Linked DNA regions of Homo sapiens: region 1 is linked to region 2. Evidence: read pairs that join two places in POLR2A ChIA-PET (ENCODE). Cell type or tissue: MCF 10A. All regions are shown on one strand. Each heading gives the region's core, and the rest is flanking DNA. Links, peaks and the distances in the headings are about the cores only.

Evidence for each region. ChIA-PET counts read pairs that join two places held together with the same protein. Peaks named below come from ENCODE experiments on the same cell type or tissue, not always from the same donor. Only the 100,000 strongest peaks of a DNase experiment are listed, where the experiment ranks them.
Region 1: POLR2A ChIA-PET joins it to region 2 with 6 read pairs; 4 of 35 experiments call an interaction of 5 or more read pairs at or near these places.

What each region holds. Positions count from the first base shown.
Region 1 is chr12:57,652,007-57,663,189 of GRCh38, forward strand. No RefSeq gene overlaps it. Among named protein-coding and RNA genes, the nearest start is that of B4GALNT1, 24 kb to the left of the region's middle. In MCF 10A, for the core only: no CTCF peak of the experiment used is centred there; a DNase peak (open chromatin) is centred at 5,995.
Region 2 is chr12:57,721,596-57,732,778 of GRCh38, forward strand. AGAP2 (ArfGAP with GTPase domain, ankyrin repeat and PH domain 2) reads right to left here. Exons shown (of 19, transcript NM_001122772.3): 7 at 10,808-10,917; 8 at 10,214-10,372; 9 at 9,961-10,047; 10 at 9,771-9,875; 11 at 9,196-9,358; 12 at 8,900-9,019; 13 at 8,044-8,172; 14 at 6,723-6,782; 15 at 6,342-6,490; 16 at 6,086-6,176; 17 at 5,765-5,987; 18 at 5,379-5,634; 19 at 3,602-5,199. The coding sequence ends at 4,957. It overlaps AGAP2-AS1 (AGAP2 antisense RNA 1), which reads left to right and starts at 4,645. Exons shown (of 2, transcript NR_027032.1): 1 at 4,645-4,783; 2 at 5,370-6,761. RefSeq lists enhancers at 5,227-5,862, 5,863-6,496. In MCF 10A, for the core only: CTCF peaks have their summits at 4,656 (motif pointing right) and 5,400 (motif pointing right); a DNase peak (open chromatin) is centred at 4,626.

The DNA.
Region 1 (11,183 bases), core at 1,396-9,395, 70 kb before region 2:
AATCATGCTGCTATAAAGACACATGCACATGTATGTTTATTGCAGCATTATTCACAATAGCAAAGACTTGGAACCAACCCAAATGTCCAACAATGATAGACTGGATTAAGAAAATGTGGCACATATACACCATGGAATACTATGCAGCCATAAAAAATGATGAGTTTATGTCCTTTGTAGGGACATGGATGAAATTGGAAATCATCATTCTCAGTAAACTATCGCAAGAACAAAAAACCAAACACCGCATATTCTCACTCATAGGTGGGAATTGAACAATGAGATCACATGGACACAGGAAGGGGAATATCACACTCTGGGGACTGTGGTGGGGTGGGGGGAGGGAGGAGGGATAGCATTGGGAGATATACCTAATGCTAGATGATGAGTTAGTGGGTGCAGTGCACCAGCATGGCACATGTATACATATGTAACTAACCTGCACAACGTGCACATGTACCCTAAAACTTAAAGTATAATAATAAAAAAAAAGTTTTGGTTTGCTTTAGAAAAAACATAAAAAATTTTAAAAATTAAGGTTATTACATCTGTGTATCTTTCTGTTTCTGCTTTTAAAATACTTGTGACACTGAGTTACAGGGCTTTGACTCCTGGGTCTAAAAAGGACACCAAGTCCTGCTAAATTTTAAACACTGACAGCAATTAAAACCCCATCTTCAGTCCCAGTTGAAGATGCCAATCAAAATAAACTGCATTCTTGAGACACAGGGCCAGAAATTAAAGTTATTCAACTCCTCAAGGCCTAGGGACTATCGTGGAAGAGGTAGACATGTGAGATTGTAAAGGCCAATTTTAAGAGATAAAATAAGTTCAGTTTCTCTATAAATTAATCATCAATGTCAAAGGTACACTAATGCAAGACCAGCATATGGGCCCCTGTGTCAGATTAACAAGGTTTTCTTGAGGTATTAACCAACTCCTGAATAAAGGTTATAAAAGGCTTATGGAAGTTATATTTTATGGTAAAGATTAAAATTTTATAGAGTGTTCATTAAATTTTGAAAAACAAATTTAATTGGCTTCATGCTGTTTTTATTAGGGCTTATTGTTTGGAAAATTAAGTCTCCTCTCTCAAAGAATGAAGGTTTTACCTTTTTCTTTTTTAAAAATCCTTGAGATATTACTTTGATTAAATGAAATTACTTATTTTACAGTGACCTGTAATGGTACTTTGTGATATCAAGTGTTTTCAACTTTTGATGTTGAACAAACTTTCCAAATCAAATTATAAATTATGGCCAGGCATGGTGGCTCACGTCTGTAATCCCAGCACTTCAGGAGGCAGAGGTGGGTGGATCACCTGAGGTCAGGAGTTCAAGACTAGCCTGGCGAACATGGCGAAACCTGGTCTCTACTAAAAATATACAAAAATTAGCTGGGCATGGTGGTGCATGCCTGTAGTCGCAGCTACTCTGGAAGCTGAGGCAACAGAATTGCTTGAACCTGCCAGGCAGAGGTTGCAGTCAGCTGAGATTGTACCACTGCACTCCAGCCTGGGAAACAGAGCAAGACTCTATCTCAAAAAAAAAATTATAAATTATATCTTTTTCTGACCTAATTAATCCTTTAAGATATTAGGTTCCCTAAAGTCCAAAAATGACATATTTTGCTTATTTGGTATAAAAATTGTACAGGAAATATTGTCAAGTATAAAATGGTGTTTGGTTTCCCTTGGGCTGTATTTGTATAAATATGTTATTAGCATGTGTCCCAAAATTATGGGAAACTCCTATAATTCTGATATAGCTTAATGTACATTTAATAATTATAATTGTTATGTTAAATTATTGTGTGCCACAGAGGTAACAAATTTCCTTGTCAGTTGTGTCTTTGGCTATGGCTGCCTTAAAACTTTTTGTCATCCATGAACAATTGTCTTGTTTTAGTCCTCTCTAGAAGGTCGTTTTATAATCAACTATAAAACTCTAACAGGTGCTTTTGAATGCAGGTTTCTGATAACTTTGATGATTGTGACATCAGAATAGAGGAAAAACTTTCAGGACTGATGGAGAGCTGAAATATTTATGAATATCAAGCAGAACAGAAATTAACTACATGGACTAAAATAACAGAAGTCTGAAGTGATCTTTTTAACTTTTTGCTAAAAACGTTGCTGATCTTTCGTTTCATTTTTCAGAGTCAAGAAAACTTTTAAGCTATCTACAGCTTTTAACAATTGAGTAAAATATACTCCTATGAACACAATTTGGAGCATATTCATTTCTTTCTTCCTTATTTCTACAGAATTTGGAAACTATTTGTGAGTATTCTTAACTTATGACAATACAGTTATTTGCATAAGTGCAATAAGAATCTGTTTTCATTTGTAACACGTCACAGTTAAAGAAACTGGTTATTTTACCAAGGCTTTGGCTGGAATGGTGTGCTTTCCTTTAAGGAATAAAACTTGTTTTATGGAGCCAATAAAAGTCCCTTGGAAATACTGGTCTCATACCTTTGTCTACACAGTCCCCATACAGGGTTTCTGACTTGTGGTAAGTAAAGAATGTCACTTTCTGACAGGCCCAGGAGCCCTAAGTTTATCTTAAACCCTCAAGAGGAGAGGAATTCACCTAACTCATAGGTATTTGATGGTACAAATCTATGGCTGGGCTTGGCTTTAAAAAAGTCTTATCTGAAATTCCTTCTATGGAACAAAGTTCCATCAAAGCCAATTTAAAAGGCTATGTAAAAAATAATTATTCTGGCTGCACTGTATACAAATAATCAGGCCAAGTATAATAAAGCAAACCAGTCCTACCATGATTTGTCTTCAGTAAAAATGGGAAACTGGAGAGAGAAAAAATATGTTTCAAAAACTACAGTAGGCCAGGTGCCATAGCTCACACCTGTAATCCCAGCACTTTGGGAGGCTGAGGAAGGGGGATCACGAGGTCAGGAGATTGAGACCATCCTGGCTAACACAGTGAAACCCCGTCTCTACTAAAAATACAAAAAATTAGCTGGGCATGGTGGTGGGCGCCTGTAGTCCCAGCTACTTGGGAGGTTAAGGCAGGAGAATGGCGTGAACCCAGGAGGCAGAGCTTGCAATGAGCTGAGATCACACCACTGCACTCCAGCCTGGGCGACAGAGCAAGACTCTGTCTCAAAAAAAAAAAAGAAAAACAAAACAAAAACAAAAACAAAAACTACAGTAACCTGTTGTTAGATTCTAGTCTTGCCTAATGTTTTTCAATTTTTATTATTTCCTACAGTTTGCACCAACTTTTCTTGGCTATAAGCCTGCAAAATAATGTTTTCAAATTTTTTCCTTCTTTTTTTCCCATTTTTTATAATTTGGAGTCACCAAAAACTAAGCTGTACTTTCATAAAACTCTGTAAACTGAAGCTAGACAACTTAAACTTCAGAAGAAAATAATAGTAACCTATTTACATACATAAGGCACTTTCATACCTGCCTACTTATGTATGGACTTCAGAGTAATGTGGCCAATATCAACTTTCCAGAATTGTTTCTTTGTTTGTTGTTGTTTTTTCCCTTCCTCCCCCTATTTTTAATTCATAGGACATGAGACTTCACACCCTGCTAAAAATGAGCTTTCCTAATGAGAGGTGACAGCGTGCTGGCAGCCCTTCCTCCCTCTTGGCACCTCCTCGGCCTTGGTGCCCACTTTGGCCATGCTTGAGGAGCCCTTCAGCCCGCCGCTACACTGTGGGAGCCCCTCTGTGCTGGCCGAGGCTGGAGCCAGCTCCCTCTGCTTGTGGGAAGGTGTGGAGGGAGAGGCGTGGGTGGGAACCGGGGCTGCACCTGGTGTTCACGGGCCAACGCAAGTTCAGGGTGGGCATGGGCTTGGTGGGCCCTGCACTCAGAACAGCCGGCCAGTGCCACTGGCCCTGGGCAGTGAGGGGCTTAGCACCCAGGCCAGCAGCTGCAGAGGATGCACTGGGTCCCCCAGCAGTGCCGGCCCACCAGCGCTACGCTCGAATTCTCGCTGGGCCTCAGCTGCCTCCCCATGGGGCAGGGCTCGGGACCTGCAGCCTTCCATGCCCAATCACCCCCCCCCCGTGGGCTCCCATGCAGCTGGAGCCTCCCCGATGAGCGCCACCCCCTGCTCGACGGCACCTGGTCCCATCAACTGCCCAAGGGCTGAGGAGTGCGGGTGCATGGTGTGGGACTGGCAGGCAGCTCTGCCCACGGCCCTGGCATGGGATCCACTAGGCAAAGCCAGCTGGGCTTCTGAGTCTAGTGGGTAATTGGAGATGGGCTCCTGAGTCTAGTGGGGACTTGGAGAACTTTTATGTCTAGCTGGAGGATTGTATATGCAGCAATCAGCACTCTGTGCCTAGCTCGGGGTTTGTGGATGCACCAATCAGCACTCTGTGTCTAGCTCAAGGTTTGTAAACACACCAATCAGCACCCTGTATCTAGCTCAAGGTTCGTAAATGCCCCAATCAGTGCCCTGTGTCTAGCTAATCTGGTGGGGACTTGAAGAACTTTTGTGTCTAGCTAAAGGATTACAAATGCACCAATCAGCACTCTGTGTCTAGCTCAAGGTTTGTAAATGCACCAGTCAGCACCCTATCAAAATGGACCAATCAGCTCTCTGTAAAACGGACCAATCGGCAATCTGTAAAATGGACCAATCAGCAGGATGTGGGTGGGTCAGCTAAGGTAATAAAAGCAGGCTGCTGGAGCCAGCAATGGCAACCCCCCCGAGTCCCCTTCCAGACTGTGGAGGCTTTGTTCTTTCTCTCTTTGCAATAAATCTTGCTGCTGCTCACTCTTTGGGTCCACACTTCTTTTATGAGCTGTAACACTCACCGTGAAGGTCTGCAGTTTCACTCCTGAGGCCAGCGAGACCATGAACCCACCGGGAGGAATGAACAACTCTGGAGGGGAGGAACAAACAACTCCAGACGTGCTGCCTTAAGAGCTGTAACACTCACTGCGAAGGTCTGCAGCTTCACTCCTGAAGCCAGCGAGACAACGAAGCCACCAGAAGGAAGAAACTCCGAACACATCCGAACATCAGAAGGAAAAAACTCCGGACACACCATCTTTAAGAACTGTAACACTTACCGTGAGAGTCCACGGCTTCATTCTTGAAGTCAGTGAGACCAAGAACCCACCAATTCAGGATACACTAATAGCTCAGGACCTACCTGTCTAGGAATAAACCATTCTAGCCATGAGAGATCAAACAGAACCTCAAACCAGAGACTCATTTTCTTCTAAAATACTTCCTAGAAAAGATTTTTAAAATGAAAGAGGGGAAAGGTAAAAAGAAAAATCTTGGGGGCCCCCAAAATCACTTAGCTAAAGGAATAAGTCATGCTGGGAACTGCTTAGGGCTGTTAAAGCAAACTAAATATGACCTGAGAAGGTCTCCATACTTCTATATTGGAGTCCTTTTGCTTGAACTGTAACTTAGCTTAATAGTCAGACAAAATTGAAAACCTAGCTTAATAGTATGCACACATAACAATAGCTGAGTGTTGGCCAATCTCAGTGGCCATACTTCAGCCACTCATAGACTGCTGAGTGCTCAAACTGTCTTCAAATAAGGCAAATGCAGAGCTGTAACCAATCTCACTCTTTCTGTACCTCACTTCCAATTCCTGTACATCACTTTAACTTTTTGTCTATAAATTTGTTCTGACCATGAGGCACCCCTGGAGTCTCTGTGAATCTGCTGTGATTCTGGGGGCTGCCTGATTTGTGAATCCTTCATTGCTCAATTAAACTCCTTTAAATTTAATTTGGCTGAAATTTTTCTTTTATCAGATGGTGTCAGAAGCGGGATCTGAAGTGGAGCTTCTAGCAACCCCCAGGAGCACTGAGTGAACACGCAAGGTGACTGCAGGACCCACTTGTGTCCACTGATCTCTCAGAGTGACTGGGGATCGTGAGTAAGCTTCCTCTTGGATTTCAGAGTTCCACAGACTTGTGTTTTGAGCTCTCCAAGTTCCTTTGAGCAAATATCTGGTTCAAACTAGGTTTGGAGTTGCAACAGAAACTGGACTGGGTCCAGGAATGGATTTGATCCAGTAATGAACTGGCTTGGATCCAATTAGAGGTGTCTTACATCTGAATGGGTCAGAAAGGAACTGGTAGTAAGCAGTAATATTTCAGGGATTATAAAATTTGGCTTTTGAAACTTCACAGGGATTTTTGTGTTCTACCCTTTTGCTTCATTTTTCTTGCATGCTTAGGTAGGAAAAATTATTGGCTAAGTTAAGAGAACCTGAGAGTAAAGCCAATATTTTAGGTAAAAATGGGATCCTTAATTTCTGGAAAACTGAGTTCCTTCTGGCTTATACTTTAGGCCTGGGAGGCAGCGAAGTCTTACAGAAATGGCAAAATCTTACTAAAGATAACTTACAGTGGAATGTTCTGAATGAACAGCAATGCATTGAAGTACATTTAAAAATGAAGACCCTTGACCAGGCGCAGTGGCTCATACCTGTAATCTCAGCACTTCGGGAGGCCAAGGCGGGCAGATCATGAGGTTAGGAGATCCAGACCATCCTGGCCAACAAGGTGAAACCCCGTCTCTACTAAAAATACAAAAATTAGCTGGGCATTGTGGTGTGTGCCTATAATCCCAGCTACTCAGGAGGCTGAGGCAGCAGAATCACTTGAACCAGGGAGTTGGAGATTGCAATGAGCCGAGATCGCAGTGGAGATTGGGCCACTGCACTCCAGCCTGGCAACAGAGTGAGACTCTGTCAAAAAAAAAAAAAAAAAAAAAAAGGCTCTCAGTAAAGTCCCTTTTGGCTAAGAACAAATTTGGCACTACAGGATGTCAACTGCTATTCTCTTTGGAATAATCTGCCTTGCACTCTTTGCTGATGACTATGGGTGACAGGATTAGGCATAGAGAGGGTCGTGGGACATGGGGAGTGTTTTCCTTCCCCAAAAGGGGAAACTTGAGAGCTGATGGGACTGTTGGAAAAAAAAATCCCTTCATGACAGCAGCTGCAGCCACCTGAGCTTTTCAATGTGGGTCTTTCTCTAGACTCCCTGAGCATTTTGCCTTCCCACCCCGCCACAGGCAATGCTTTCTCTCTCTCTCTCTCTCTCCTTTCCCTTTTTTATCTTTTCTGTTACTCAGGGCAACCATCTTGCCCAGAGACCACGTGTCTCTAGTTTAATCCAAACTCCTAGTCGGAGGTTGGATTAAAGATGAAGGGGCCCATGTGAGGGCAAATTTAAGGCTTATCAGTTTGATATTGGGTGATAAGAAGAGTGGCCAATGTCTATGTTTTATTACACATATTTTACTCTGGTCAGAACCAAAAAAGATAATTTTCCTTTATGATGCAGCTTGGCCCCCAGCGTGATGATGCGGCAAGCTGGGTCACTGGGGCCACTCAGGGAAAAGGAACCCAGAAGCCTGGCATGCTGGCAAAAGGGTAAGAATTTTTTTCTTTTTTTTTTTTGAGTCAAAGTCTCGCTCTTTTACAAGGGCAGTGGCATGATCTCAGCTCACTGCAACCTCTGCCTCCCAGGTTCAAGCGATTCTCCTGCCTCAGCCCCCCGAGTAGCTGGGAGTACAGGTGTGTGCCACCACACCTGGCTAATTTTTGTATTCGTAGCAGAGACGGGGTTTCACTATGTTGGCCAGGCTGGTCTTGAACTCCTGACCTCATGATCTGCCCGCCTCGGCCTCCCAAAGTGCTGAGATTACAGGCATGAGCCACCACACCCAGCCAAGGGTAAGAATTTCTTACCAGTCAGATTTCTGGTTTCTCTCTCTCTGTGCGAACAGTTGAATGAATGGTAAAAATCACTGTTTACTCCTCTGTAAAGTTGTGATTAATGCAAAAAAGAATTCTGAGGCCAGTCTCATACTGATGTATTTGTGCTATGAACTTGTTTTTCTGTGTTGAGGGGTACCTTAGGATAAAACGTGGGCTTAGGGCCCCATAAACTCGCTGCCCAAGATGACCCAGCAAGCTGGTTGATAACAAACTTTCCTGCCTGTCCCTGAAACAAACAAACAAACTACTGGATGGGGTCTCCATCTTGTTTTATGTCCTTGGGTGCTTGACCTTATAACCATGTGGCAGTACTTTCTCTTGGTCTCTGCCTTCCAGGGAACAGGAATTTTAGGGTTTATGTCATAGGTTGCTCTAAAAATTATCTTGAGTAGATAAAAGGCTTTGCAAGCTCAAAATTAACTACTCTAGACTTCTTCTGGGAAGGGCAGCAGAGACTACCCTGTTCTGTAGCTCAATAGCTAGTGTTTTGGCATTTCACGCTGGCAGTCCAGGTTTGATTCCCTCTTTAGGAAGTAAGTCATTTCTGGTTTAATATCTGCATAACTTTGTCTAGTCTCTTCTCCATGGACTATCTTAAATTTTCCTTTCTCTGGCCTAGTGTGGTGGCTCATGCCTGTAATCCCAGCACTTTGGGAGGCCAAGGCAGGTGGATCACGAGGTCAGGAGTTTGAGGCCATCCTGACCAACATGGTGAAACCTCATCTCTACTAAAAATACAAAAATTAGCTGGGCATGGTGGCACACAGCAGTAGTCCCAGCTACTCAGGAGGGTGAGGCAGGAGAATCGCTTGAACCCAGGAGGCAGAGGTTGCAGCCAAGATCGCTCCACTGCACTGCAGCCTGGTGACAGAGTGAGACTCTGCCTCAAAAAAATTTTCCTTTCTCTGAGCACTTGGGAGGTTACCTCTGGTAAATTTCAAAAGCCAGAAATATCGGCCATTTAGCCTGGCTAAAATTAGGTAATAGGAAATTTTAAATGGACTTCATTAAAAGTGCTATGATTAAAAGTCAGCTTAATTAAAAGCAGATATTCAAGCTCTAATATCCTGGACTCCTTGGGAAAAACAGGAGGCACCAGAAACCCCTTTCCTGGCTCTGTTTTTCCAAGGGCTCCACCCTAAAGCCAATAACCAATTGAGAAACTTAAAAACTGGCAAATGAAAAATCTTACAACTACTGTAGTAATCTTCTGTCTGTCTTTCTGTGTAACTATATATGGGTTGTGTGTAACGCTTATATAAAAGAGCTCTATTAATTGGTTTAAACAAAAATAAGCTCTTAAAAGCAAAATAAAAACTGTAATGCCTTTTAGTTCATGTAACTTTAGTAATCTTTGGCAAATAAAAATAGCTTTAAAGATTATTGATAAAATAAAAACATTTTGTCTAAATCATGCAGGTCAGATATTAGGTTTGCTAAAGGCTTTAAGGTCATAAACTGCTTTGACTTTTGAAAATTGTTCAATATATTTTGAAGACATTAAATTCTAAATAAGGCATGGGGATACATGGAATTAGCCATGCCCCCTAGCTATGCAAGGAAGGTCATAAAGAAAGGAGATTTTATATAAGAAAGGATGTTGTATGGTAAATTCTTGTCCTAAAGTAAAATGACTGGTTGTTTAAAAGAGGGATGTTTAGTGCAAGTCATAAAGTCTAAACATGTTGTACATGGTCTGTGTAAGTTGTGAAAGAATTTATGAACAGAAATTTATGCCAAAAATGTTGTACAATTTAAAGGTGGTTTGGCCTCCTAAATGCTTCATGAAACGCCGCTATGACTCTTAACTGTACAGCTTGCCTGCTTTACAGCTAGGTGAGGCCCGGGACACATGGAGTTAAATGCTGGAAAGAGTCAGACCTTATCTGCATTTCTGTCTGGGTCCTAGGCTCCACACCTAGTACATAATTAAAATCCCTTACTTACCAAGGTTTTCACCAAAAGTAAAATTACTAGGAGTTAACATCGTAATATGTAATTGAGACTACTGAAAAAATAAGTTTACATACAAGATGTGTAGGGAGAATAAAATGTGTTTTTGTACGAGATTATAAGAAAGTATGGGAATGTAAAGTTTTGCCTAGGTTAGAGGGTTAAAGGATTGTTTAAATTAAATAAAGCTAAAGGTTTGAACAAGTTGTAAAAGGTTTATAAAAATTAACAGATTCTATGTGTGAACATATTGGCTAAAGTTAAAATGGCATTATTTAGTTTTTTTCCCCATAAATTGGACATTGGAATAGAAGCGCAACAGAGTTTCATTAGAACATTGTTCTGCTCTGAGAAAAAAATACTGTAAAGTGTTATAAAATGTTTATATAAATCTTACCTTATAGTCAAACTAATTAAAACTGAATAGATTTATAAAATGTTTTTAAAAACTAGCTTTAACATTAAAAATAACATGAATGGAAACAAAAAATTTGGTTTTCTATTTTAAAAAGGATTTTTATGTAATATTAAAAGATAATGAAAGGTTTTTGTTTACCTTTTAAGTAAACTATAAAAGGAAAAAGTGGGGGAAAGGAAAGAAAGGAGACAGAATCAGTTGTCCTCATGCTATCTTCGTCTTCACTGGGTCTTGTTTTGAAAGCTGAGTCTCCTCTTTATCAGAATAATGTTTTTTCCTTAAAAAATTTTTTTTTTTGAGACAGAGTCTCACTGGAGTGCAGTGGTGTGGTCCTGGCTCACTCCAACCTCCGCCTCCTGGGTTCAAGTGATTCTCCTGCCTCAGCCTCCCGAGTAGCTGAGGCTGCAGGCACCTGCCACCATGCATGGCTAATTTCTGTCTTTTTAGTACAGGCGGAGTTTCACCATGTTGGCCAGGCTGGTCTTGAACTCCTGACCTCAAATGATCCAAAGTGGTGGGCCTCCCCAAGGTGGTGGGATTACAGGCATGAGCCATGATGCCTGGCCTAAAAAATTTTCGAGTTATCATTTTGGCTAAATGAGTGACTTATGGTAATCTGAGAGTCTATTTTGTAACAGCCAATGTTTTAAACCTTTGGTATTTAACAAATCTTTCAAAATCAAGCTCTAGATTATCATGCTAAATCAGCCAACACTAAAATTGTTTAAATGTACAATTTGAATGAACTCCATGGTCTAAGTCAAATTACCTATGATAACCCATTAGTTATCAGTTCTATGCACCTAAATTGGAAAACAACTGGTATTCCAGAGGACATATGTTAAGCATGGTCTCACTAAGAACCAGGACAGCTGCCTTGTCCTTCCTGAATCCTTAAAGCTTTTGTTATTAAAGGTTTTTCATTCCATGACTGGTCATGGAAAAGATAAAATAATCCAAATTGAATATATTAATGTGGTGACTTATAAATTAAGGAAATAGTTTAAAACCAATGTTTGGTTCCATATTCCCAGGAAGACAATCAAAGCTTCAGGTACATTTGGCT
Region 2 (11,183 bases), core at 1,404-9,403:
GAGAAGGCTCAGTGTTCTTTTCAGATCATGCTCTGATCCTGTTCTTTGCTCCCCATTCCCCAGGTACTATAAACGGGGGCTGGGGTATGCAGGAAGAGACCAGGGTAGCTAAACAAAGCCTGGCCTGGCAAGGATTGAAAGAAACACTTGCAATGCTGTCATCTTCCTTTTCTCATCTGTCTGTTTCTGTTCCTTCCCTTTTGCACCAAGTCTTTCCCTATTGTTTCCCCCTTTATACCCTGAAAGCCAAAATGCACACCATGGAGCTCCCCCCGGCGGGGATCTTCCTTCTGCTGTGGTCTCTCCCATATCATGCTCCAGATTCCATTTGTCATCCACACCCCTACCCACCTGTCCTTTCAACATTTTCCAAAAAGACCTCCACCTTTGGGCATGCGCAGAGAGAGGGCTGCTGCCCACACATGCCAGTTTCTTAGTATGCCCAAGGGTACATGGGCCTGGTGTCTCCCTTTCTTCTTCACTACCAAGTGCAGGCATGGGTCCCCCCACATGCCTCCTCCCAGTGCAGAGGACTCTGATTTTGTTTGTTTTGTTTCGAGACAAGAGTCTCACTCTGTTGCCCAGGCTGGAGTGCAGTGGCCTGATCTCAGCTCACTGCAACTTCTGCCTCCCAGGTTCAAGCAATTCTGCCTCAGCCTCCCAGTGACTGGAATTACAGGCACACACCACCATGCTCTGCTAATTTTGAGTGCAGAGGACTCAGGTAGAGTCCTCTGCTCTGGTCTCTGAGGTGAACGGCCTTTCTGCTGAAGGCTGCCCCCGGGCTCACAGGATAAGAAAAGGGATAGAGGGGCCGGGAGCAGTGGCTCACCCCTGTAATCCCAGTACTTTGGGAGGCTGAGGCGGGCGGATCACTTGAGGCCAGGAGTTCGAGACCAGCCTGGCCAACATCGTGAAACCCCATCTCTACTAAAAATACAAAAAATTAGCCGAGTGTGGTGGCGCACGCCCATAATCCCAGCTACACGGGAGGCTGAGCAGGAGAATCGCTTGAACCTGGGAGGCGGAGGTTGTGGTGAGCTGAGATCACACCACTGCACTCCAACCTGGGCGACAGAGTGAGACTGTCTCAAATAAAAAAAAAAAAAAAAAAAAAAGGATAGAGGGCCCAGAACTCCCATGTGTCTATAAATGGAGAGTGAAGGATTCAACTGTTGAAGGAAGCTCTTGCTGAACGTGGACTAGTGCTTACTGTGCATGCTATGCTTACGTTGTTTTGTTTTGAAGTGTAAATAGGTAGACTCAGAAAACCCTGCTTCCTCTGGTCCATCTGCGCCCCCTGAGGGAGGGATGCTCCAGCTGGACAAGAGCTTAGACACTGCCTTGAGGGCAGCAGTAGTCAGAATGCAGCTCCCAGACCGCACCCCTCATCTCCCACCAGCGGACCCTTGAACAAGTCACTTAACTTTCTAAATGCTGTTTCCTCATTGGTAAATTGTGGACAACAGTACTGGCTTTTTAAGATGGTTGCGAGGATTGAATGAGATAGAGTGTATGTCGTGCTTTTAGCACAGAACCTGGCCCCAAGTAAGTGCTCACTAGCTTTCTATTATAAGCCAACTCCTGAGTTCTGAAAAGACTGGGTTACTTGGAGGCAAGAGTCTCAGAAGGAGTCCCCAAAGCTGATCAGAAGCTCAGAATGGGAAGGGGCTGGGGCAGGAGGGCTGTGCTTTGATTTGCTGGGGATGGAGTCTCAGCATCACCAGAAAGCAGAGTTCTGGAAATCTCACTCTGTTAATCATTTTGTACTTTCAATCGAAATTCCTTTTTCCTTTCCTTTGGCTTTTGGCGGCAGCACTCCCATGGTGAAGGTCGGTCTGCCCCAGCTGTGCTAAGACAAACAAAAGGAGGGGAGCAGGGTGTGGCAGATGGCAGCCAGCAGGGCTGCAGGGAGGGCTGGCGGATGGCAATAGGGCATCCTGCATGGCAGGGCATCCAAGCAAGGCAGCCCAGGGTGAGCTGTGAAGGGGGCATGGGCACAAAGGGGCAGCAGCTCTCCTTCACCCACCCAGGGAGTCCCCTTCTGGGCTCCTATTTTGTCATAACCTGGAGGGCTTGATATTTTGTCATTCCATCCACTACCACCCTTTACATCTCCCCCGCAAGACCAAAGACACTCCCCATTAAGACAAGAGGCAAGTGGATTACTTGGTGTTGGGATTTGTTGTGAGGTTTGCTGACACCTTGACCATTTTTCACTGGCTGGAAATGAAAGGAACTTCCCACTTGCTCTTTGAAGGCAATTTCATTCTCTCCAGGGTCCTTATTTCCTTCCCATATTCTCTCACACTCCCAAACTTCTGAAGAAGGGAGCAAACTTTGGCCACGAGGAAGGAGTGGAGCTGAAATAAGAGAGTCCAGGGTCTTGGAGGTGAAGGGGGAACGGCCAGGTCCTCTAGTCCAATCTTCTTTGCTACCTCCCCCCTCTTGTCGCTTTGCCCAGACCACACACCTGCCTCTGTACTTGTCACTGCACCTGCACTGTTGAATCCACCTTTCCTGGGTCACGCCGCTGTGCTGGGTGGTCACAGCCTAGGACCCTGTAGAGCCGCAGCCTCCATGTGAACTGGATTCAGGTCTGGTGCTGTGTCCTCAGTTCAGTGGCACACTTGCAGCTGAACCTCTTGGGGCTGGTGGGCACCAAGGGTCAGAAGCAATTCTACCCAAAGATGCTGGTGCTACCAACTAACTCCTCAAGGTAGATAACAACATATGGCTGTGCCCAACCTGCACTGGCTGCTGACCCAACCCTACCCTGTCCAGCCCCTCTACCTGAGTAAACACTTTCAGCTGCCCTCGAGAAATGGTAGGATTGGCTATGTGCTGAGCCTAGTGGCACTGCAGCTCATGGAGGCAGCACCGGCTTCAGGCCGCTGTGGCCTTGGTGGTCCCTTTGATGGCACGGAGGTGGATAAATGCCTGCATCAGCTGACACTGAGTTTGTGGACACCAGGGACCTCTGCAGCTAGCTGGGAAATCTTTCCCAGGAGGTCTCCCACCCCTTCCCTCTGGAACACCCCCTGACGAGGCCAGGGGAGGAACCCCTACTCTATGTTCTACTCTGGTACCTAGTGCTCACGGTGAGCAGGCTGGCTCGGGGCAGCCCTCCTCAGAGCTGGAGCGCCTTTCAGGTGCCCTCTGAACAGATACTGTTCAGAATACAGATAAACAGATGCCACCAAGGTCCCCTAGCTGTGCAGTGGAGGGGCAGGTTTCAAAATCAGATCTGTCTCCAAAGTTCCTGCTCTTAAACAAAGCTGTCCCATCTTCCCACCCCTCTCCATGGGCCTGTCCTCTCCTCTAAGTACCATATCCCAACTCTCCCAGGACTGGCATCATCTTAAGAGTCAGTGCCTTCTCTGTTCCCAGGGTCCCCACTGACTCCAACCTGCCCACGTCCTCCACTACATGAACCCAGAACTGTTGTACATGATGGAACCACCTCCATGCCCATGGGTACTGTCCTGCCACCAGCCCCAGTGGGAGGCACCTCTGCCTGTCCCTGTCCAACCCCAGTACCCCATCTTGACCAAGGCCATGCCCTGACCTGCCTCCAAGAACAGACCAGCAGCTCACCCCCTAGACAAAATCACTTCCTCTTTAATTGCTGTTGAAGAAGATTCACACCACTGCCTCCAAGGAGATGGGGGGGCATTTCCCCCTTGCCCCCACCTCTCTCCCCTCCCCAATTACCTGGTCCTTTGCAAACTATTTTAGCCAGAAAAAAAAAAAAAAAAAAAGACCGGAAACCACTGACACAGACAGCCCAAGGGCTGGGTTGGCTGAGGGAGGCAGGGCTGGGCCAGGTAAGTCCGCCCTATCACCCAGTTTGTGGGGAAGGGGCAGGGGGCCTGGAAACCCTCCCAGCCACCTCGAATCCTCTCAGCCCTGGCTGGGAGAGGTCACGGGGGTGAGGAATGGCTCTGGAGCTGCTCCAGTGGGAGGGAGGGGCTGGACAGAAAGAATAATGGGGGAGGGGTCCCACTGTAGGGGTGCCCCCTACCCCAGATCACCACGGGCGCTGCACAGTCACAGGTACGCAGTCACGGTCACAGACACAACCCGAGAGCACCCCCACCCCAACCCACCCCCTGCCCACCCTGGGCTTCCCCTACCCCAAAACGCCCTCCCCACGCCCCTGCCCGCCCCCATCCCCATGTTGGGGAACAAAGCAATAAATTACAAGGCCCCCGCAGCCCTCTTAGCCCGCTCCTGCTCCATCCCTTCTCCCTCCCAAGATAGTAGTGGGAGGGACCCAGGCTCTTGGTTCCCCCCGGACTCTTTAGCTTCCACCCATGGGTAGGTGTAGGGGACGTCCTGGTTTCCACTACTCACGGTCCCTTTCACGGAAAGGGTTGGGAACCCCCACCCCCATGAGCAGCAGGGGTCCTGCCCCTCGCTGCCCTTGCCCCCTTCACTGGGCAGTGAGATGAGCATGGAAGGGGTAGGGTTTCCGTATTGGCCCCAAGTCCCGGGGCTAGCCCTCCCATGTACTAAACCCTCCCTCTGGCGTGGCGTCGCCCCAGGAGCCAGCCTGGGTATGGGCTCCCGCCCTGGGATTGTTGAGCTCGGGCAGGACCGGGTCTTCTTTCCGCCCCTAGGGGGCACAAGCGGGCATGTCCAAGCGCCTAGGAGCCCGTACCGCTGGGGACCTCCCCTTCCGCGAACCCCGAGCGGGTAGACCCAGAGCAATCCGAGTGTGGAAACAATGGAGAGGGGGCGTGTTGAGCTGGGGTCTCCATGCCTCGTTGGGGAGAGGGAGGTGAGTTTGTGTCTTCTGGAAGGCGTGGGGGCTGTGCCCTCGTGGGGGTAGGAAGTGCTCCCGTGGGGCGGGGTGCGGATCGGAGAGGTGAGTGGGTGCGTCTGTCCAGCGGTCCGCCCGGTGTGGTCGTGCCCGGCCCGCGTGGGGATGGGGGTGTCTCTCCCGCTGGGCAACTATACCAGCGCAACCGGGGCGTCGGCGCGGCCCACGCTAGCGGCGCTGCTCCGGCGGCGGGGGCTGGGCGTGGCGGTGATGCTGGGCGTGGTGGCCGCGCTGGGCGTGGTGGCCGCGCTGCCGCCCTCACCCGGGCAGCCGTGCTGGAGAAGGATGTCGGCGCACAGCTGGCTTCCAGCCTGGCGGGCGTAGAACAGCGCCGTGCGGCCCTGGGCGTCACGGGCCGCCACGTCCGCGCCGTACTAGAGGGCGGAAACGGCCGCGTGACCGCGCGTCCCCAGGGCGCCCACACCCGGCGCCGCCTCCCCCACATGGCCAAGCCTACTTCCGGGGTCCCTCTGGGAATTTCGGGCTTTCCCGCGCCAGGCGTTTTCCGAGATGAAGCCTCAAAGACCCCCTTTCCTCCCCCCAGCTCACGTACCCACAGCAGCAGTTGCGTGATGACGACGTGGGCGAGCTCGGCCGCCAGGTGGAGTGGGGAGCGCAGCTGTGGGTCCTCTACGCTGGTGTCGAGCGGCCCGTGTCGCGCATGGGCCAAAAGCAGGAGAACGGTAGCCACGTCCTGGGCCTGCACGGCGGCCCACAGCTGGCGGCCCAGCGGCTCCTCCGAGGTGCTCAGCGGCGCCAGGAACAGTAGCTGCTCGTACTTGGCGCGAATCCACGACTCGCGCTCCTCCCTGCAAGACCAGGGATCAACGGAAAAGGCTCTAGGGACCCCCAGCCAGGACTTCTGCCCCTACCCACGGGACCGTCTCAGGTTCGCACACCCTCAGCAACCCTCCCCCCGCTCTGTTCCCTCACGCTTACCGCGAAGAGTCCCGCGAGGGCTTGGCACGGCCTCGCGTGTCGCTTTCCCACACGCGGTTGGCCGTGTCGTTGCCAATAGCCGTCAGCACCAGGGTCAGCTCCCGTGGCCAGTCGTCCAAGTCCAGCGAGCGAACGCGGGACAGGTGTGTGCCCAGGTTGCGGTGGATGCCAGAACACTCGATGCAGATGAGGGCGCCCAGGTTCAAGCTGGCCCACGTGGGGTCTGCGGAAGGAGCGTAGAGGTCGGCTCCCAGCCGGGCAGCACAGGCACCCCGGCATTCACTACACTCCCTAGCCCCTCCGCTGCCTCCTGGCACTCACTGGGGGCCCCGCAGTCCACGCAGATTGAATTCCCCTTGGCGTTCCGGATCGCCTGGATGGCCACGGCCTCGCTTTGGCTGTCTGTGCGCAGCTGCAGAGAGGGTTTGGGTTGGCACTGACTCTGCCTCCAAGCCCCACCTCCTTCTCAGACACCTCTGCTCTCCTCTCACACGACTTCGGCCGTGTCGTTGCCAATGGCCGTCAGCACCAGGGTCAGTTCCTGCGGCCAGTCCTCCACTCCACCTCAAACTCTTACCTTGACCTTGCTGCTCTCACAGCATTGCAGACTGGCTAGGATCTGACTCTCGATGGCCTGGACCCAGGCATCCCGCTCCTCAAAACTGGCTGCCTCAAAGTGCCACGTCTGACCCGTGCTGGACACGATCAGGAACTCAAAGTTTTCCTCTGAGTGGGGGATGGGATGGGGTCATTAAGGGACAGAGTTCAAGCAGGGGCTGCCTTTCCCAAGACCGTCCTCCCTGATGTCCATCCCGAGCCCCTGGGAGTGGGGCAGTGGGGGTAGGGAAAGCAGAGGGTGGGGGGCAGCAGGAAGCCCGAGCACATGCAGGGGAAGGCGGGGGCACCCCCACCCTTCTGCACCCCAGCTGAGCGCCCCTCCCGGCTCCCCACTTGTTACCTGCTTTATAAATATTTCTTAAACTACCAAAGGATTTTAGTTTCCACATTTTGCGCTTGGCTGGTTTCCCGAAGCGAAGGAGATAGAGATAGAATGGAGAGCAGAACAGAGAAAGAGAGACCAAGAAAGAAGGAGAAAAAGACAGGTAGATGGAGAGATGGAGAGAGATAGTGACAGAGTGCCAGAGACAAAGCAGGACAGACAGATGGGGAGAGAAAGCAGAACTAAAGTCAGTGGCCCCGGAGCAGAGTGGAACAGAAGCCAAGAGCCATGAGAGTAGGCAGATCTGGAACCTGGGTCTGAGCACCCGGCAGAGAGCAGGGGCAGCAGGGATGGGTTATCAAGACCAGCGAGGAGCTGGACCTCTGGGAGAAGAAGGGAGGGTCAGGATCTGAGTGAACACGGGGGAAGGGGACAGAAGCTGGGGCGCAGGGCTGAGATGAGAGGGCCCTGGGGCTGGTGGCGGTGGGGGTGCGGGGAATCACTGAGGGACAAGAATGGGGATCACTATGGTCAAGGGCTGTTGGGGAGCACTTGGCAATAGAAAGTTATCGGGAGAAGGCCGGGCACGGTGACTCATGCCTGTAATCCCCACCGCCTGTAATCCCAGCACTTTGGGAGGCCGAGGCGGGCAGATCACGAGGTCAGGAGATCAAGACCATCCTGGCTAACACAGTGAAACCCAGTCTCTACTAAAAAATACAAAAAATTAGCCGGGCATGGTGGCAAGTGCCTGTAGTCCCAGCTACTTGGAAGGCTGAGGCAGGAGAATGGTGTGAACCCGGGAGGCAGAGCTTGCAGTGAGCCGAGATCGCACCACTGTACTCCAGCCTGGGTGACAGAGTGAGACTCCATCTCAAAAAAAAAAAAAAAAAAGAAAAGAAAAAAAAAAGAAAGAAAGTTATTGGGAGAAGGGGCTGGGTGGTCACAGAATCCAGGATCTGGGGAATCAGTGGGAGATGCTGAGATAAGGGGCTGAATCACTGGGGATCAGCGGGGCTGCCGGGTGCAGGGGCTGGGGTGGTAAGTGGAGTTGAGGGAAGGAAGAGGAACTAGAACGTCATTAGGAGAGGGAGCAGGAGCTATAGACATGGACATCGTTGAGAACAGGGGCTGGGGAAAGGAATTAGCTGGGGAACAAGGAAAGAAGGACAGGGGCTGGGGGATGTCCATCCACTCTTTCACTAAGTTGTGTGCAGTGGTAATGGTAGTCAAGCACTCAGCTCAGGCACTTTTCCTCCTGCTGCAGGAGTTAGGCCAGGGAGCTGATGTTGGGGATGAGGGTTCTGGGTGGGAGTGGAAGTGCCTGCCAGAGCCTCACCTTCAGCCTGCCCAGCCGAGCCTTCAGTCTTGGATGGTGTTGTCAATTTTTTCCTCCTCTGCTTCTTCACCATGGGAGAAGGAGGGGGTTCCCGACTCAGGGGGCTCAGGTCTCCAGATGGGGTACAGTCTTAGGGAGGAAGACACAGCTGCCTCAGTAGCCCCCTCCACAGATTTCCTGATTTCTTGATAGCCTGTCTCATTCCCTGAACTAGCTTTGGCATTTTAGGGCTCCCCTCCTCAACTGTCCCTCTCCAGGAGTTCCCCCTTGATCATTCCTGGGGATGCAGGGAGATGAGAGGTTTAGAGTCAGTCCTGCACTCAGATCCTGGTTCTGCCACTTACTGGCCTTAAGACCTTGAGCAAGGCACTTAATCTTCTGAGCCTCAGTTTCTTTATCTCTGAAATAGGGGTAATAATCTTGACCTGACAAAACTGTTGTAAGGATCATTTGTTTACAATGTTATTTGCATACTATATATATATATTTTTTTTCAAACATGTCAAACATGGCTGACTATGTACTAGACAATATTCTCAGTTTGTTTAAACCTCAAAGCAACCCTCTGAGGTAGAAACTATTATCTCCATGTTACAGATGAGGAAACTGAGGCACGGAGAGGTCAAGTAACTTGCCCATGTGGCAAGCCAGGATTCAAGCTCAGGCAGTTGACGTTAGAGTCCACTTGTCTTAACCATTATGATAGACATGGTATGATTGAACTTATTCATGTGTGGGGCTCCATGTGTTCACTCATGCATTTATTCCAGCCTCCAAGCCTTCACCCCATATTCATTTCCCACACTCATCCTATTTGGGTGTGGAAGACAGCAGATGGAAGGTCATCCCCACTGACCCGTGCTGAGGGCTCGGGCCAAATTCCGGTCTGGCTTCAGCAGGTGTTTGGATGTCTGATCTGGTGGTGGCTGCAGGGAACTGGGGCTGGGGCTAGGGCTTGGCATGGGAGTAGTGGCTTCTGTCGGAAGAAGATGAAACCTCAGTGAGCCTCTTTCTTCTGGCCCCATTCCTTATGTGGTCCCTCTTTATCACCCAGCTTCCTACTCGCCCAGTGCCAGCCCCCTCTTCCCTCTTACCCCTCTTTTTCCCCAGCCCTGGCCCCTCTTCTGCTCCTATGTCATAAACCTTACTCACCCAGGCCTTCACCCATCTGGACAGTGCTCATGTCCTTGACGAGCCCGTTAATGCTGGCTGAGGGGCCAAAGGCAGAGATGGCCCTCGGGGGCCGCTTGCCCGGGACTTTGACTGTTGTTCGCAGCAAGTCCATCTCCTTGCCGTGGGTACTGTGGATGTAATCCTGGAGGGGTACAGGGCCGAGAGTGTAGGGAAGGTTGGGGTCCTTGGTATGCTGGGAAGCAGTCAACATGGTACAGAATAGAGAGGGACTGGGGAGGGGTCTTGGGGGCCAAATGGGTTGTGATGAACATCTAGGGGATGGGCCCATCAGACTTGGCCCAGCAATTGTCTCCTCCAGAAAGCGTTCCCTTCCTGGGTGCTCTCCCACTAGACTGCAAGTTCCTGGGGCAATGTATTTACCTTTACATTCCTGGCATGGGCACATGGTGGGCTCTTAACACATGCCTGCTAAACTTAAGAGAAGAGGACTAGCACTTCCTAGAAATGAGGTTAGTGCTTTGTCAGAGGCATAGACAGGTAGAACTTGAGGGAAATCCAAAGCTGGCCAATGTGGCCCAGTCTCTGCCACTCACGTTAATACTGGGGTGGTAGAGTAGAAAGCCATTACTGGACAGGGTTACATATTTCTTCTTCCATTCTTTGTTCAAGGAATTGCCACTTCGTTTTAGTAGGAAGCTCTGGAGAAAGGGGAAAGACACATGTGGGAAAAAAGCCAACTAAGACCAGCTGCCCCTAGCCTGTCCCAGCCCCTGGATCACTCACCTGTTTGATGGGGATGGCTCGCCCACTCCCTGTTGTCTCTCCCCGACTATCCAAGCTTCGTTTCTCGGAGTCACTACCCCGACGATTCTGGAATGGTTATTGGAATCAGTTTGAGGATGGATAGAGGGATACACTGATGTGACGATAGGGAAGATAGATGAAGAAGGGCCCAACAGAGGAGTCTAGGGACTAGGGAAGATGGGCAGGTCATGGGGGACAGGAGGATGGGGGTCAGCATGTCCATGTCCAATACCGCAAAAAGGCTGGTCCTGCGCTTGGCTGCCCGGTGCAGGGACCCTGGGGTGCTCAATCCAGCCACTGCAGCTGCCTCGGCTCGGAGCTCCCGGTGACCAACATTCGGTGAGGACGGGAGGGAAGAAGAGTAGTCGCTAGTGTGGCCCCCGTTACTAGCCTGGGCACATATGGAAGAGTCAGCAGAGCTGAGATGCCCCCTACTCCACCAAGCTACACTCATATCTCGTTATGGGGAATTTGAGACATTCCTTGATCACCTCACCATTTATTTATGTTGTCATTAATAATTTTTAAAATCCTCACTAACATTGTGACAATGCTTTAAATGTTGTAAAGGTTGATTCACAAGTATTGTGTCATACAATCTTCCTGATAGCCTTGGGAGGTTAGGTGAGTTGCTTAAGGACACTGCAAATGATGTCTCAAATCTGGTTGATTTCCAGTCCAATGCACTTTCTGCCAATAGTTTCACTGCCATTTCCATCTGTTTCCCCACTCCCTGAACCTCCTTGGGTACTCTGTACCTGTCCTAGGATCCCCAGCCCCTCTGCATCTTACCGGCCCCTCTGCAGACTCTGAAACCCCAACTCACCTGGCCAGCTACCGGAGTGGATGCAGCTGAGTGGCTTGGGGAGCTGGGCAGGGACTTGCAGGCAGCCAGAAGCTGTTGCTGCTTGCGCAAGGTCACCACCTTCTGGGCCACTGAGGGGAGTTGACGGAAGGAGGTGTGAGCAGGCCAGATACCCAAGACCACCCTTCCATGCCCAGCTTTGAGAAATCCCCAGTAGACAACACAGGACCCAACTTCCTTGTCACTGTGGCCTCCATGCCACCTGTGGCCTTGCCAGCTCCTCCAGCCCAGAAAGACCTTGCGACTATTAAGCAAACCTTCTCTGGCCTCCCTGATCTCTCCTCCCTCCCACAAAGGCTAATTTCCTGTCACTCACAGAGAGAGGCCTGGATGCCTG